Linked DNA regions of Homo sapiens: region 2 is linked to region 1. The links are chromatin loops, found by intact Hi-C in ENCODE. Cell type or tissue: GM12878. All regions are shown on one strand.

The links. Hi-C counts contacts between places; a loop is a spot of excess contacts. Peaks named below come from ENCODE experiments on the same cell type or tissue, not always from the same donor. Only the 100,000 strongest peaks of a DNase experiment are listed, where the experiment ranks them.
Region 2: a loop joins it to region 1, with 2.8 times the contacts of the local background. A loop is called at or near these places in 1 of 110 quality-filtered maps.

What each region holds. Positions count from the first base shown.
Region 1 is chr4:170,493,007-170,501,006 of GRCh38, reverse strand. No RefSeq gene overlaps it. Among named protein-coding and RNA genes, the nearest start is that of LINC02512, 150 kb to the right of the region's middle. RefSeq lists an enhancer at 3,610-3,919. In GM12878, a CTCF peak has its summit at 3,651 (motif pointing right); DNase peaks (open chromatin) are centred at 2,938 and 3,606; H3K4me3 peaks cover 785 bases.
Region 2 is chr4:170,332,084-170,340,083 of GRCh38, reverse strand. No RefSeq gene overlaps it. Among named protein-coding and RNA genes, the nearest start is that of LINC02512, 6.7 kb to the left of the region's middle. RefSeq lists enhancers at 222-271, 119-1,318, 3,329-3,468. In GM12878, no CTCF peak of the experiment used is centred here; a DNase peak (open chromatin) is centred at 3,723; H3K27ac peaks cover 1,266 bases.

The DNA of each region.
Region 1 (8,000 bases):
AGAACAGGGAACAAACACTAAAAGGTTAAAAATATGCTTATGAAATGAACTAGAAGAAAAACTTTACAAAAACCTATGATTATAAAACAAAAGCCAAAGATATTGAAAATATGAACGATATTATCTTGTGTAGGCAAAAATCACATAAAAGCTATTGATTTTTAACATTCATAGTCAACTCATAATACAAAGAATTACAGATTTATAGAAAGTGTTAACATCCCTAACAATGTAAAAAGTAATAGGAAATAGGCAATAGGGAAGGAAGTCATCATCTCCTATAAAATGGCATCACTTGTTGATTAAAATGATGGGAACAAGAAATACAGCTAGTTACAGTTACATAAGTAAACTAGAAACGAAAGCAACAGTAAAAGTAGCAAGAACATGGAGAAGAATGTGGGCCAAGAAGAGATGAGCTAAATTTTCATCTTTCAAGGTAGGAAGGCATTAAGGCATGGGATTCTGTTTAAAGAGATTAAGTTCAGAAACAGTGGTGTAAACATTATCTAGAGTTATGGAGGCAGCCACAAAGAAGCTGAAAACATAAATGATAAAAAGTTGTTGCTTCTGGGGAGTGGGAAGATTAGGAGGTATAAAGCAGGAGAGTGGTCCTTTTATCAAAAGCCATTCATGATATAGTAGTGGATATTTTGTCAAGTGCTCACATTATTTTGATTTAAAGTAATTACAGGTAAATATTGCCCATATAGATTAAAGTCAATTAATGTTATGGAAGTTAAGCCTTAAAAGCATTTAAGTGTTCCATTCTATATCAACTTCATTTAGGGTATGGAGTAAGAAAGTGATACTTTAGCAGCCTCTGAAACAACAGTGGAAAACAGAAATGTCAAAATTTCAAGGGAAAAAACATGTATGATAACTTCCAAAAATAAAGATTTGTGAAGTCTGCATCCCTAGAAGCACTCAGGAATACGTTATTGTACGTAACCTTGGGGGTATTTCAAAATAAATAGATCCATTATGCTCAAGATTGGATAACTACAGGACTGGCAATACCTAGAAAGCCAGGCCCAGATAAGGACACAGTTGGGCAACTATGGGGACCTAACGTAAGACTACAGCTAGTAGAATATTATTCTGGAGATGTACGTGAGTGACACAATCCTAAATAAAGACCCTCATATTTGTCAGTGTGCTGTCTCTCCTCCCCTTAGGTAACAAAATGCCTCCTTCTCTGGGCTGACTCCACTTCCACTCCCTACCACCAGCCTCATGTCTGAGCTCCTATTCAAGATCAATCTAGCAGGGAGAACTTCCTTTATCATGGCATTATGTCTCTATGTGGAAAGACCCCATCAGAATTCTACTCCAGCCTCTCTTTTCCACTTAAGTCAGTTCTGAAAGGAAAGGAAGTGATTTACCTGACAGGTGGAATTGACGGAAGAATGAGGCATCTATAGCCCTGACCCTTCTTATCTTGTTGCTCTTCATTCAGGATTTCTGTGCCTGCAGAGAACAAGTATACACCTCTGCTCTCTGCAGGGAGTGATGTGGGGCCACCCTAACCAGAAAGTCATGTAGTTTTCCACATTACCTGATTTGGGGTAACACTATGCCTGATTTTGGAGGAAACTATTAGAAGGGTTATTGTTTTCAAATACTCAAGCCACATTGTCCAGTTGCTCCATTGGTAGCAAAACTTCCATTTATGATCAAAGTATTCATTATGCAAACACCAACTGAGGGAGAGCTGATTTGGCAGTACAGTATATAAAAAGGCTTTGGGATTTTAGTTGTCTAAATATAAGCTAACAGTTATGGATAAACTAATGTTAATTATATGCCGTCACAATCCCTCTTTTAGGAATCTAACCCTTTAAAATAGTGATAGAAATATGTTTATGAACTTGAGACACAGCACTCTTTGCCATAGAAACAAGTGTTTACTGAATCCTAAAGGAAAGCAAGACTGGTCTCAAATAATCTTAGGGAAAAAAAACTTATTCAGTGAGTTTTAATGGAGTCTCACAGAGCTCTGGGATTTCGGAGTTCTGCTTCAGGGAGCTGTCAAGGAGAACGCAGTAAGTCATAGTTCCAGGTCCCCCACACAGCCCCTCAGCCTCCACCAGCTGAGCCTCACTTTGGACGGTTTACTGCCAGATTGTATTTGGGAAAGAAAAGGCTTACTTTGCCTTTTTTATACTAGGTTTACAGGATCTGGCCTCTAACTCTCGCTGAATTCACCTTCATTTCCATTTCTGCTGTGGCCACTAACACTGCCCTTTGAGTTTGAATTATTTCCCTTCTCTTCTCTCTTCTTTCTTCTCTCTTCTCTTTTCTTCTCCTCTTTTCTCTTCTCTCTCTTCTTTCTTTCCTTCTTTTTTTCTTCCTTTCCTTCCTTCCTTCCTCTCTTCCTTCCTTCTTCCCTTCATTCCTTTTTCTGCCTTTCATCTGTCTTTTCCTCAACAAGCCTTCATTGAATGCCTGATGCTAATCAATGTTTCTATTCTTCCTTCTTGATCTTTTTCTGACCTCAAACAACTTCCAGTTTCCTCTCCTGGTAACTTACCAAATTTTGGAAGCAGTGTCAAATTCACCCCCATTATTGGTAACAAAAAAAACTCAGACAAAATTGACCATAAAGATACTTTTTAAATGCACATGAAAATGACTAGATTGAATAACTGCCCAGTGGAATATGTAGCGGTAGCAGCTGCTTCCTCTCCAACTCATGTTGAATATTCTCTTCTCAAAAACATTCAAGGTCGTCAGCTTCTTTGTTACCAGGCTACCCTTTTCCAGAGTCTCTTCAAAACTAACACTTTCTGATTCCATGCTTGGTCTAATCTCATAAAATTTATAGTATTTTGTCTTTTTCCCTCGAGGCCGGTTATTCTCATCAGCACATTTAAGCTAAATGACTGATCCTATGTATTTTAAATGTGCCCAAATATCATTGTCTAAGAGTTGACTTCACTGTCTCAATCATGCAAATCAAGAAAGGAGAGAATTTTAGAGTCCTTGGGAAAGAGATTTATAGACAAAGAAGTTTGGAACATGTTTCATACTATACCAATATAGGCAGTTGCCTGTACTTTTGTGCAGTTCCCTATTTCCTATCTAGAAACAGTAGCACTAAAAAGCTGATGTGGCATTGAGCCAGTGAGTGAACAGCTCTATAATATGCTTATTTCACACATTTTAAATCCCATTTTCTCCAAGTAGGAAGCCTTTTATTAATGGAATATGAAGCAGCTTCCAGTATCTAATTAGGTCTAATTTAATTCCTTTCCACAGCCCTACAGGGTGGCAAGTCAGAGGTAAATAGCAAGCGGGCTTAATGAAGCTGCTGTAGGAGAAAAAGTAATGTAAAGTTTCAAAAACCATAAAGCTTTCAGTTGATACTTATTTCACTGCAGATACCTCAAGGAACTTAATCGAAGTCCTTTAGGAAAAAAATGCAGAACTCTGACCTTGTGAATCTACTACCTTGCCTTTGAAAAAGACAGAAAAGAATATTTTATTACCATTCTCTCACCCGTCACTTATGTTTTTTTCTGGTGAGGAGGTGAGCAGGGAAGAATCAGAGGAGATCGACTGAAAAAGCCCTCCGTAGAACAAAGTGAAAGTGAGGCTTAGATCAGTTCACAGAAATCCAGGAAGCCATCAGGGGGACAGTTGGTGGCACTCTGTGACCAGAAGAGAGGAAAGAACACTGACGAGAAGCGAGGGTAGGGAAGCTGGAGCGGGCACACACGGCTCTGGTCCCTTTTTCTCCTGATTCCGTGACCTTGTGAGTGATGGAGACTCCCACGCATGCAGACTGCCTGCAAATGTGAGGGAGTTGGAGCGGCACTTGTCCTCTCCCGCACACTTCAGCCTAAAATAGAAGAAAATACTTCAGCTGTGATAAATGCGTGTCTGATTTTAGCTTACCTTGCGCACACATCAATTAAGGCAGGTTTGGTGACTCCAGGGACATTGTAGATTTCTGCTGCATAATCAGAAAATATTAATAGTACTTTGGAAAACACTATTAGGTAGTAAATGTACCCATGGTGGGGGGGCAACAGTTTGAACTGATTTGAGTGAATGAAATGATAGACTTAAGGAATATTTTTTAAGAGATGATCTTTCTGATTATTATAATAAAGTGTTTATTAGGTAATACTGGATATTATTAAAGACACTCTTTTTAAAACTGCAAAACATTTTACATAGCTGAGAATGAGGAAAGAATAAGAGAAGTTATATGCAAGTGTTGTAAATGGCAGTATAAAATAGCCCTTTTAAAATTATGGTTAAACTAAAACGTGGACTTAGTGACTGAAATTAAAGTATATCAACAAATCTTTGTTTAAAAACAAGAACATCTACACATTTTAAAATATATATTCTACAAGTTATTGCTCATCTAAAGAATATGGCTAACAGCACACAATTTTTATCTATGAAAGAATAAATCTGCCTTTTAAGATCAACTCTTTTCTCCTAAAAGAAAATGTGAAGGGACTATTCACAATAACAAAAAGATGGAATCAACCCAAATGCCCATCAATGGTGGGTAGACTAAAAAAAAAATGTGGTATGTAGACACCATGGAATAATACTATGCAGCTATAAAAAAGAATGAAATCATGTCATCTGCAGCAACATGGAATCAGTTGGAGGCCATTATCCTAAGCAAACTAACAGAAATGGAGACCCAAGTACCACATGTTTTACTTATAAGTGAGAGCTAAACACTGGGCACACATGGACATAATGATGGAACAACAGACCCTGGAGAATACAAGAGGAGAAAGGGAGGGGAACAAGTGTTGAAGTTACCTATTGGGTGCTATCACCACTTCCTAGGTGATGAGATCAATCATACCCCAAATCTGAGTGTCATGCTATATATTCATATAACAAACCTGCAAATGTACTTCCTGAATCTTAAAAGTTAAAAAGATAGTGATGGCAACACTTAAAAATATTTTTAATTATCAGACCTATTCTATTTTATTAAGACACTTATTTTTAAGTTCTGGGATAATGAAGGATGGTTTTGTTACATAGGTAAACATGCGCCATGGCGCTTTGCTGTACCTACCAACACATCACCTAGGTATTAAGCCCAGCATCCATTAGCTATTCTTCCTGATAGCTCCCCCAACCCTACCCTCTGACAGGCCCCAGTGTGTGTTGTTCCCCTCCCTGTGTCCATGTGTTCTCATTGTTCAGCTCCCACTTATAAGTGAGAACATGCAGTGTTTGGTTTTCCGTTTCTGCATTAGTTTGCTGAGGATAATAGCTTCCAGCTCCATCCATGTCCCTGCAAAGGACATGATCTCATCCCCCTTTATGGATGCATAGTATTCCATGGTGTGTATGTACCACATTTTCTTTATTCAGTCTATCATTGATGGGCATTTGGGTTAATTCCATGTCTTTGCTCAATAATGCTGCAATGAACATACACATGCAGGTATCTTTATAAAAGAATGATTTATATTCCTTTGGGTATGTACCCAGTGATGGGATTGCTGGGTCAAATGTCATTTCTGATTCTAAGTCTTTGAGGAATTGCCTCATCATCTTCCACAATGGTTGAACTAATTTACACTCTCACCAACAGTGTAAGAGCATTCTATTTCTCCACAGCCTCACCAGCATCTGTTGTTTCTTAGCTTTTTAATAATCATTCTGACTGGCATTAGATGGTATCTCATTATGGTTTTGATTTGCATTTATCTAATGATTAGTGATGTTGAGCTTTTTTTCATATGTTTGTTGGCCACATAAATGTCTTCTTTTCAGAAGTGTCTGTTCATGTCCTTTGCCCACTTTTTAATGGGGTTCTTTTTTTTCTTGTAAATTTGTTGAAGTTCCTTGTAGATTGTGGATATTAGACATTTATCAGATGTCTAGATTGCAAAAAAAATTTTCTCACATTCTGTAGTTTGTTCACTCTGATGACAGTTTATTTTGCTGTGCAGAAGCTCTTTATTTTAATTAGATACCATTTGTCAATTTTTGCTTTTGTTGCAATTGTTTTTAATGTTTCTGTCATGAAATCTTTGCCCCATGCCTATGTCCTGAATGGCATTGCCTAGATTTTCTTCTAGGCTTTTTATAGTTTTGGATTTTACATTTAAGTCTTTAATTCATCTTGAGGTAATTTTTGTACAAGGTGTAAAGAAATGGTCTAGTTTCAATTTTCTGAATATGGCTAGCCAGTTCTCCCAGCACCATTTATTAAATAGATAATCCTTTCCCCATTGATTGTTTTTGTCAGATTGGTTGAAGATCAGATGGTTGTAGATGTGTGGTCTTTTTTCTGAGGTCTCTGTTCTGCTCCATTGCTCTGTGTGTCTGTTTTTGTACCAGTACCATGCTATTTTGCCTATTGTAGCCTTGTAGTATAGTTTAAAGTCAGGTAGCATGATACCTCCAGCTTTGTTCTTTTTTGCTTAGGATTGTCTTGGCTTTACGGGCTCTTTCTTGCTTCCATATGAATTTTAAAGTAGTTTTTTTTTTCTAATTCTGTGAAGGATATAAATGATAGTTTAATGGGAATACCATTGAATCCATTAATTACTTTGGGCAGTATGGCCATTTTCACAATGTTGATTCTTCCTATCCATGAGCATGAAATGTTTTTCCATTTGTTTGTGTCCTCTGATTTCCTTGAGATGTGGTTTGTAGTTCTCCTTAAAGAGGTCCTTCACTTCTCTTCTTAGCTGTATCCCTAGGTATTTTATTTTCTTTGTAGCAATTGTGAATGGGAGTTCATTGATGATTTAGCTCTCTGCTTGTCTATTGTTGGTGAATAGGAATGCTTGTGATTTTTTTCACATTGGTTTTGTATCCTGAGACTTTGCTGAAGTTGCTTATCAGCTTAAGAAGCTGTTGGGCTGATGTAGTGGGGTTTTCTAGATATAGAATCATGTCATTGGCAAACAGAGACAACTTGACTTCCTCTCTTCCTATTTGAATACCTTTTATATCTTTTTCTTGCCTGATTGCTCTGGCCAGAACTTCCAATACTGTGTTGAATAGGAGTGGTGACAGAGGGAATCCTTGTCTTGTGCTGGTTTTCAAAGGGAATTCTTCCAGCTTTTGCCCATTCAGTATGATATTGGCTGTGGATTTGTCATAAATTGCTCTTATTATATTGAGGTATGTTCCATCATTACCTAGTTTATTGAGAGTTTTTAACATGAAGCATTGTTAAATTTTATCAAAGGCTTTTCTGTGTCAGGCAAGATAATGATGTGGTTTTTAAAATATTTTTGGTTTTTATAAACTCAAGGAAATGGTGAGAAGGATAAAATTTCCCCTAAATTTAGTCACATAGTTCAAGAAGAAAAAAGCATCACTAGCCTCAGTGATGTTGAATCATAAATTTTGAATGAGTGAAGGGGACATCACAGCTTTGGGAAGTCTAGCAGTTTTTCTAGTGTCCAAGTACTGGAGTACTGGAGTAAGCAGTCTAGTATATCATCTAGGTGTATATAAAACACAATCTCATGTCAGCCTAGAATATCTCATCAATTTCTGCATCAAATAACCTGGAATAACATAGATAAGGATAAAATGCTGACCAGTACATAGTGAGACTATTCTAAAACACAGTACATTCTAAAAGAAAAGAAAATATGGAGGGAGTCAAGTACAGGAGCAAAGGATGCAGGTGCTCTTAAGTGGTTTGCTCTTAGGTGGTTGTTGAAGGATGCTTTAAGTGTGTCATAGGAGAGGTCTCTGACCAAATAATTTTTATAAGTGTAGATTATGTGTTTTATATATAAAGTGGATGCATAAGAAATCCAATTTTGGCTGGAAATAGTCTTGGCTTACACTTGTAATCTCAGCACTTTGGGAGGCAACGGCAGGAGTATCACCTGAGGCCAGGAGTTCAAGGCAGGCCTACTACATAGAATATATACAGCCAGAAATATAGCAAGACCCTGTTTATAACCCCCCAAAAGATAAAAATATAACTTTAAAAAATTTTCCAAACTAGGTGAAAAACTGCAAGATAGGAAGGATTT
Region 2 (8,000 bases), 160 kb after region 1:
AGTAATGACAATTCAGACTACTCTTTCTTTTAGCTAGATAGAGAAAATAGTGTGAGAAACAAATTTTCAGTGCCACAAAAGAAATAGCACTGAAACATAAATTTAATTTTCTCAGCAAGGCAATTTTTACTTCTATAGAAGGGTGCAACTCGTGAATGGAGTAATGGCCAAAGCACACCTGAACAAGGGAGGGGAAGGAGTTCTTATCCCTGACGCAGGTAGCCCCCACTGCTGTGTCATTCACCTATTGGCTAGGGTTGGACTGCACAGTCTAAGCTAACTCTGATTGGCTATTTTAAAGAGAGCAGAGGTACAAGCTGGAGTGGTGGGGTGAGTAGTTTAGTGGAAAGGACGGTTACAGAACAGGTGACTCAGGATGACTCAGGTCAGAGCAGATGACCAGGGGTGACTCAGAATGGAGCAGGTGATAGAGGCTAGGAGGGGGTTGTTTGCTGAAACTAGGGGCAAGGAGACAAAGAGAATGAGGAAGTTAAACTTTCAAATGAAGAACAAAGAACAGGGGAGGTGAACATACTGATACATTGGTTCTTTGGAGAGGATCTCAGAACTCATTGTACTTAACAATTTACAGGCTAAAACCTTTGAAGAGGAATTTATTATGCCCTACAATAATACTGTGCCTCACTAGGTTGGAAGAAAAAAGTGGGCTATCAATGAATTAATGTTCAGCTCCCTTAAGACGAATCTGCAGTTTGTCTCATATATGTTGACAGGACACAACAAAGAAACATCCTCTCTGAAATCTGTGTGTGGACAAAAGTTGTCAAATGTCTACCGGACCCCAGTCCCAGCAGATAAAACACATCATTGTACATAGGACTTTCTGTCTTTCATGTTAATCTCTATTGCATTGTCTCAATCTCAAAACAAGACTGCCATATAAGAAGGTGTTACCCATTGTATCCAGCTGACAGTGGTGACATTGAGTGAGTCAAGCTAATAATGCTTAAACGTGGAATTCTCATGAATCTCGTTTAACACTTTTGCCACTTGCCAAGAGAAACACAATAACATCTGTCATTGAGGAGTTAATAATCTAGGAACAATCCCAGATTTACGTTCAGAACAAATCACCCACCACCAACGTAACTCCATTTCAAACTTAAAAGGACCTACCTCCCTGTGAAACACACAGCTGTTTTCCTGTGAACTGTTGAAGGAGTCCTTCTGTATTCCACATGAGATCATTATTATGAAAAGACTTTGAAAACTATCAACCAAAGCCTTCACAGTAACTCTTTGAACCTATTTTTTAATTGATGAGTAATATTTTATATATTTTATGAGGTACAATGTGATGTTTTGATATAGGTTTACATAAGAATAATTAAATCAAGTTAATTAACATATCTATCACCTCACATACTGTTTTTCGCAGTAAGAACATTTAAAATCTACATTTTAAAACAATTTTGAAATACACAATGCATTATTAATTACAGTCACCATGCTGTGCAATAAATCTCTAAAACATATCCCTCCTGTCTAACTGAAACTTTGTACCCTTTGAACATCTCCCCATTCCACCTACCTCCCTCCAGCCTCTGGTAAGCACCATTGTACTCTACTTCCATGAATTCAACTTTTTTTGATTCCACATATAAGTGAGATCATGCAGTATTTATATTTCTTTCTTCTTTCTTTCTTTCTTTCTTTCTTCCTTTCTTTCTTTCTTTCTTTTTCTTTTTTTTTTTTTTGACAGAGTTTTGCTCTTGTTGCCTGGGCTAGAGTGCAGTGGCACGATCTCAGCTCACTGCAAGCGCCACCTTCCAGTTTCAAGTGATTCTCCTGCCTGAGCCTCCTGAATAGCTGGGATTACAGGCACCCACCACCATGCCCAGTTTTTAGTAGAGACGGGGTTTCACTATGTTGGCCAGGCTGGTCTCGAACTCCTGATCTCGTGATCTGCCCGCCTTGGCCTCCCAAAGTGCTGGGATTACAGGTGTGAGCCACCACGCCCAGCCAGTATTTGTCTTTCTATGCCTGGCTTATTTCACTTAACCTAATGTCCTTCATGTTCATCCATGTTGTCACAAACGCCAGAATTTTCTTCTTTTTTAAGACTGAATAGTATTACATTGTCTATATATGCCATATTTTCTTTATCCTTTCATCCATTGATGGATGCTTCTAAGTTTGACTCCAATTCGAAGGAATAAATTATATTTCGAAGATTTTTTTTTTTTCATGCTATTCCATGGCTCTGGAAATGTCTGGACCAAAACAGGTATCATCAATGTATTCTTCTTACTTGTCATTGTAAAAGTCCTCTTAGCATACATGGGCAAAGCTAATAGTAAGTTAATTTTAAAAGTTTGTTAAAAGGATAAGTCAAAAACATATAGGTTTTAATTTTTTTATTTTATCTAAAAATGTATACATTTGCCAATGTACTTATATATAACAAAGGCTTTTTTTAATTAAAGAATGAATCTGCTGGTTGAAGTCTTAAGACATCTTATTTGCAGTAATCCTTAGGCTTTAGTATTTTATTTAAATACAATGGAAATCTAAAGATTCTTACAATAATCAGAGTATATAACCTTTTGAAAATTTAAGATTTTCTCTAATCTTTTGTAGTCATCTTGCCCACACATAATTTGATTATTTTTATTACCTTTATTATAACCTTTCCAAAGACTTCAACTTAGTCTTCATAGAAATAAGACACTCTTTTATTCACAATGTCGTTAGTTTCTATAATATTTGCTTGTAATATATTATTACCAAAATAAATACAACTGTCATAAATAGGTTTGGGAACCAACAACTAATTCTTGGCAAGCAGGTGCCTCACTGCAGACTTAGTAAAAAATAATCTACTAGCTGTGAGCATTCAGCATGTCCTGGCCATAAATTAGAAAATGTTCCCTAGGGAATGGCAAGGTTTGATTTCAGTGAGTCAGTCTAACAGAGGTGCATTTAAAGAACGTCATTTATATTTGATGAGTGTTTTCATTTCATCATTTCACCTGACTCTCTTACTTGATTATAAACTCCATGAGGACTGAACTCCCTTAAGGAACTGACACTTAGTTATACACCTTACAAACCAAACAAAAACATCCGGACTAATTTTAGTAAAATGTACTTAAAAAGTGAAATTATCAGTAAGCCATTCAGGTAGTGTATCTACATGATTACAAAGCTTCAGTTTCCTCTTTTCAAAGTTATTTTACATCTCTGTTTTTAAACTACAAATGATGCTATGTTTAAATATGCTTTAAAATGTATGTAATAATAAGCTCAGACTGTAACTAAAATCAGATTGAATCAGATGTAGGTTTGTAAATGATCTGGAAACCTTTTAGGACCATTGCTAGGGGAACATTAAACCAGCAGAGCAGTGTTTAATGAGTGAGTCATCTCTTTATTTTTAAATTAACAATAACACACTAATAAGGTAAAAAAAAAAAGTGAAATGAAACTGCAGGGAAGCTGGTGATAAAATCATAAAGGTTTTATGGTGATAAAAATCATAAGAGGATTCACACAGAACAATCTACATAACGGTTTCTTCCTCTTTCTATGTAGCAAAGGAAAAAGGGGATAAAATGAATTTTCAGGAACATAGCAGAGACCTTCCAACACAACGAATGCTAAAATACCTGAGAAAGCTCTGCCCCTGCTAGCTAACACCTAGAAGAGTGAGTGAGCCACTTGTGTCTATAAGTGGAAAGCAGCTCCTGGCGATGGGTCCTGGAAAGACAGAAGCTAAAATCAAGACAGTTTCAGAATGAGTTTGCTCTGATCTAGATAGAAGTAGCATGACATAAATGAGAAACAGAGATGACTGGCAGAATTAGATGTTTTCTCACCAATTTTCAACCAGTGTTCACATTTCTTTAAATCTTGTATTTTAATTGCATCTCAAATTTTTTAAAGTTTATATCAGCATGAATTAATTTTTAACAGCTTTATTGAGGTATAATTAATATACAGAAAAACCATACTGCAAGTTTGATCAGTTTGGACCAATTCATGCAGCCAGAGATACCATCACTGAAATCAAGTTATTAAACATATCTATCACCTCCCAAAATGCCCTTGTATTCTTTTATGTTTTGTTTTTGTCATTGTCTTTTATGTTGTTTTTTTTGTGATAAGAACAGTCAACTTGAGATTTATCCTCTTAACAAATTACTGTGTCTAATACCATATTGTTACCTATAGTCACTGTGTTGTACAGAAGATTTCTAGAACTTATTCATCTTTCATAATTGAAATTTTATACCTGTTAAGCAACAATTCCCCATTCTTCCCCTCCTGACAACCTCTAGCAACCATCATCCTATTTTCAGCTTCTATGCGTTTAAGTATCTTAGATACATCATATAGGTGAAATAGATGAACCTAGAGGGAGTTATGCTAAGTAAAATAAGCCAGTCACAGAAGGACAGATATTGCATGATTCAACTTATATGAGATATCAATTAATTCTTTATTATTTTAGATACGAATTCTATTTTTGTAGCAAAAATCTGAGTAGAAATGTGGGCTCTCCTCTATATCACAATTGAGATTGTGGGCCTGACTCTTCAAAGCCAAATTGAGTGTTGACCATTATCCAGGCAAAAGATCATCCAGATTTCAGACAAAATCATGAAGGTGAGCAGCTTCTGGAGTTGCAAGTCAAGACAAAAACATGAAAGAACCATCAAATGGATCTTTTAGTGACTCATTAAAACTTTTACTTTCTATCCACATATTTGGAATTATCTTACAAGTCATATGATAGCAATAACAACTGTAGTGACAGAGGTTAAATGAGGCTATTAAAGAAAAGACAAATGGAACTCGTAATTAAATACTACCAATAAAAATCATATGATCATTTAAGCAACTTTAACATAAGACATGTAGTCAGCACTTCCAGTAATAGAAGAAACATTCTTTTTTTTTTTCGAGATGGAGGGTCGCACTGTTGCCCAGGCTGGAGTCCACGTGGAGTGCAGTGAGGCAATCTCGGCTCACTGCAAGCTCCGCCTCCTGGGTTCACGCCATTCTCCTGCCTCAGCCTCCCGAGTAGCTGGGACTACAGGCGCCCGCCACCACGCCCAGCTAATTTTTTGTATTTTTAGTAGAAATGGGGTTTCACCATGTAAGCCAGGATGGTGTCGACCTCCTGACCTCATGATCCGCCCGCCTCAGCCTCCCAAAGTGCTGGGATTACAGGCGTGAGCCACCGTGCCCCGGCCCGAAACATTCTTAAACAAGCTCTTGCCATGAACTTTCTTACAGAAGTGCAAAGAAACATCTAAGAAAAGAGGTTATGAAAGTTTACTAAAAGCATTTACTAAAAAAGTAACTTCACTTAAACAGAGATTTTGAAAAAAAAAAAACCCTCACAAATCTTTAAGAAATTTCCTAGCTGATTTAGGGTAGAACACAGTTCCTTATGCTGGAGATGTGAGCACACATCTCCAAATGATTCCTGTTTACATTTCCAGCTAGAGTTGATGTTCTTTTAGTAAACTTTCAAAAAATTTAAAAAAGAGATTTTGAAAGTAAACTTTCAAAAAATTTAAAAAAGAGATTTTGAAAGTAAATTTTCAAAAAATTTAAAAAAGAGATTTTGAAAGTAAACTTTCAAAAAATTTTAAAAAGAGATCTTGAAAGTAAACTTTCAAAAAATTTTAAAAAGAGATTTTGAAAGTTTACTAAAAGAACATCAACTCTAGCTGGAAATGTAAACAGGAATCATTTGGACATGTGTGCTCACATCTCCAGCATAAGGAACTGTGTTCTACCCTAAATCAGCTAGGAAATTTCTTGAAGATTTGTGGCAGTTTTTTTGTTTGTTCGTTTTGTTTTGTTTTTTTTGAGATGGAGTCTCATTCTGTCACCCAGGCTGGAGTGCAGTGGCGCCATCTCGGCTCACTGCAACCTCCACTTCCCAGGTTCAGGCAATTCTCCTGTCTCAGCCTCCCGAGTAGCTGGGACTACAGGTGCAACTAATTGTCATATTTTTAGTAGAGATGGGGTTTCACCATATTGGTCAGGCTGGTCTGGAACTCCTGACCTCAGATGATCCACCCACCTCGGCCTCCCAAAGTGCTGAGATTACAGGAGTGAGCCAACATGCCTGGCCTTAAGATTTATTAGACAAAAGAATGTCCCCATTTAGAGTACGTTCTTTGATTCTGCTTTTTTGTCATTGTTGTTGTTTTTGATACAGGGTCTCACTCTGTTGTTCCCCAGGCTGGAGTGCAGTGGCGTAATCACAGCTCACTACAGCCTCAACCTCCTGAGCACAAACAATCCTGCCACTTCAGCCTCCTGAGTCACTGGGACTACAGGCATGTGCCACCATGTCTGGCTCATTTTTTTTCTTTAGAGATGGGGGCCTCACTGTGTTATGCAGGCTGATCTCACCTTCAGCGATCCTCCTGCTTCTGTGTCCCAAAGTGCTGGGATTACAGGTGTGAGCCACTGCACCCAGCCCTATGCACTCTTTAATTCTAATTCTCCTAATTCTATTTGTTAGATCTAAATAGAATGCAGGTAACCATCTTTGACCCATTTCATGCTTCTAACCACACAGATACACACAGGCACATTCATTTCATCATATTAAATAGCTCCAGTGCTTCCTAAAGTTCTATAGCATGGCATCTTCTTCCCCAGACCCTTCCATTAACTGTCCTCAATTTGTGCATTTTTCCCTTAAACTGTGGCACTTAGGACTAAAAGCAATCAGCAAAGTGTTGCCTGACACACAGAAAAGAGAAAGATAATGCCTCCCTCATTCTCTAAACTACATTTCTATTAATTTAGCCAAAGTTGCACTAGCCTCTATAGCGATCATATCTGATTGATGATTCATATTAAATGTATTTTCAGTTAAAATCTCGTTCCATTTTCCATGCTTTGTGCCATGTCTGTCCCTACTCTCATGGGATTTGAGTTCACCAGTGTCGGATTTTACTTTCATCCTTAATAAAAGTAATATTATTAGGCATAACACAATTTCCCAGTCTGATAACTTTTTCAGTGGCTCCTGATGCCACTGCTCACTTTCCTTCTAGGCTGCACATCATACAAAAAAAAAAAAAAGTATTTTTCGTATGTTAATTTTCTTTTTTTTTTTTTTTAAACATGGTCCCACTCTGTCACCCAGGCTGGAGTGCAGTGGCTTGATCTCTGCTCATTGCAGCTTTTACCTCATAGACTCAGGTGATTCTCTGACCACAGCCTCCCAAGTAGCTGGGACTACAGGCACATGCCACCATGCTCAGCTAATTTTCTGTATTTTTTTGTAGAGATGGGGTTTCACCACGTTGCCCAGGCTGGTCTCAAATTCCTGAGCTTGAGTGAATTGCCCACCTCAGCATCCCAAAGTGCTGGGAGTACAGGTGTGAGCCACCACACCCTGCCTGTATGTGTTCATTTAAGAACATAGTAAAGAGAAAAGGGACCCAGCTACCACTTACACCGATCGAACTTTTTTCTTCTTGTTGACAGCAGTTCATTAGTAGTCATTCTATGAATGCAGACATTTGATTATTAATCTATCTACAGCATCTAGCTTATATTGCTATAGCTAACCCACAATATATTGGAGATAACTTGCAAAGTGACTTGATGAACTCAAGATACTACATGGACACATTTTGTTCTGATCTATTAGTGTAGCTGTCATATCAAAGAAAATAATGAGGTAAATACATCAATTGGTATTATTGGTATTCATGAACCTGAAAGTAATTACCATTTTCTCTCCAGGGGAGATCGGATTACAATTAACAGGATACTGAATACCTGAAATGAAAGAGAGAGACGGTGCTTAGGAGTAAATGAAAAAAAAAGTAAACGGGAGCAATGGAAAGTAACCTTACCTCCTTTGCCATTCCACCACAGTTTGCCCCATTTATCTGCCCACTTCCATGTAGAACAGAATTCTATCCATGAAGAATGTTCTGTCCTGAGATGCTAAGCAAATCCAAATTTTACTTAAAAAAATTAAAATTTCTCATCAA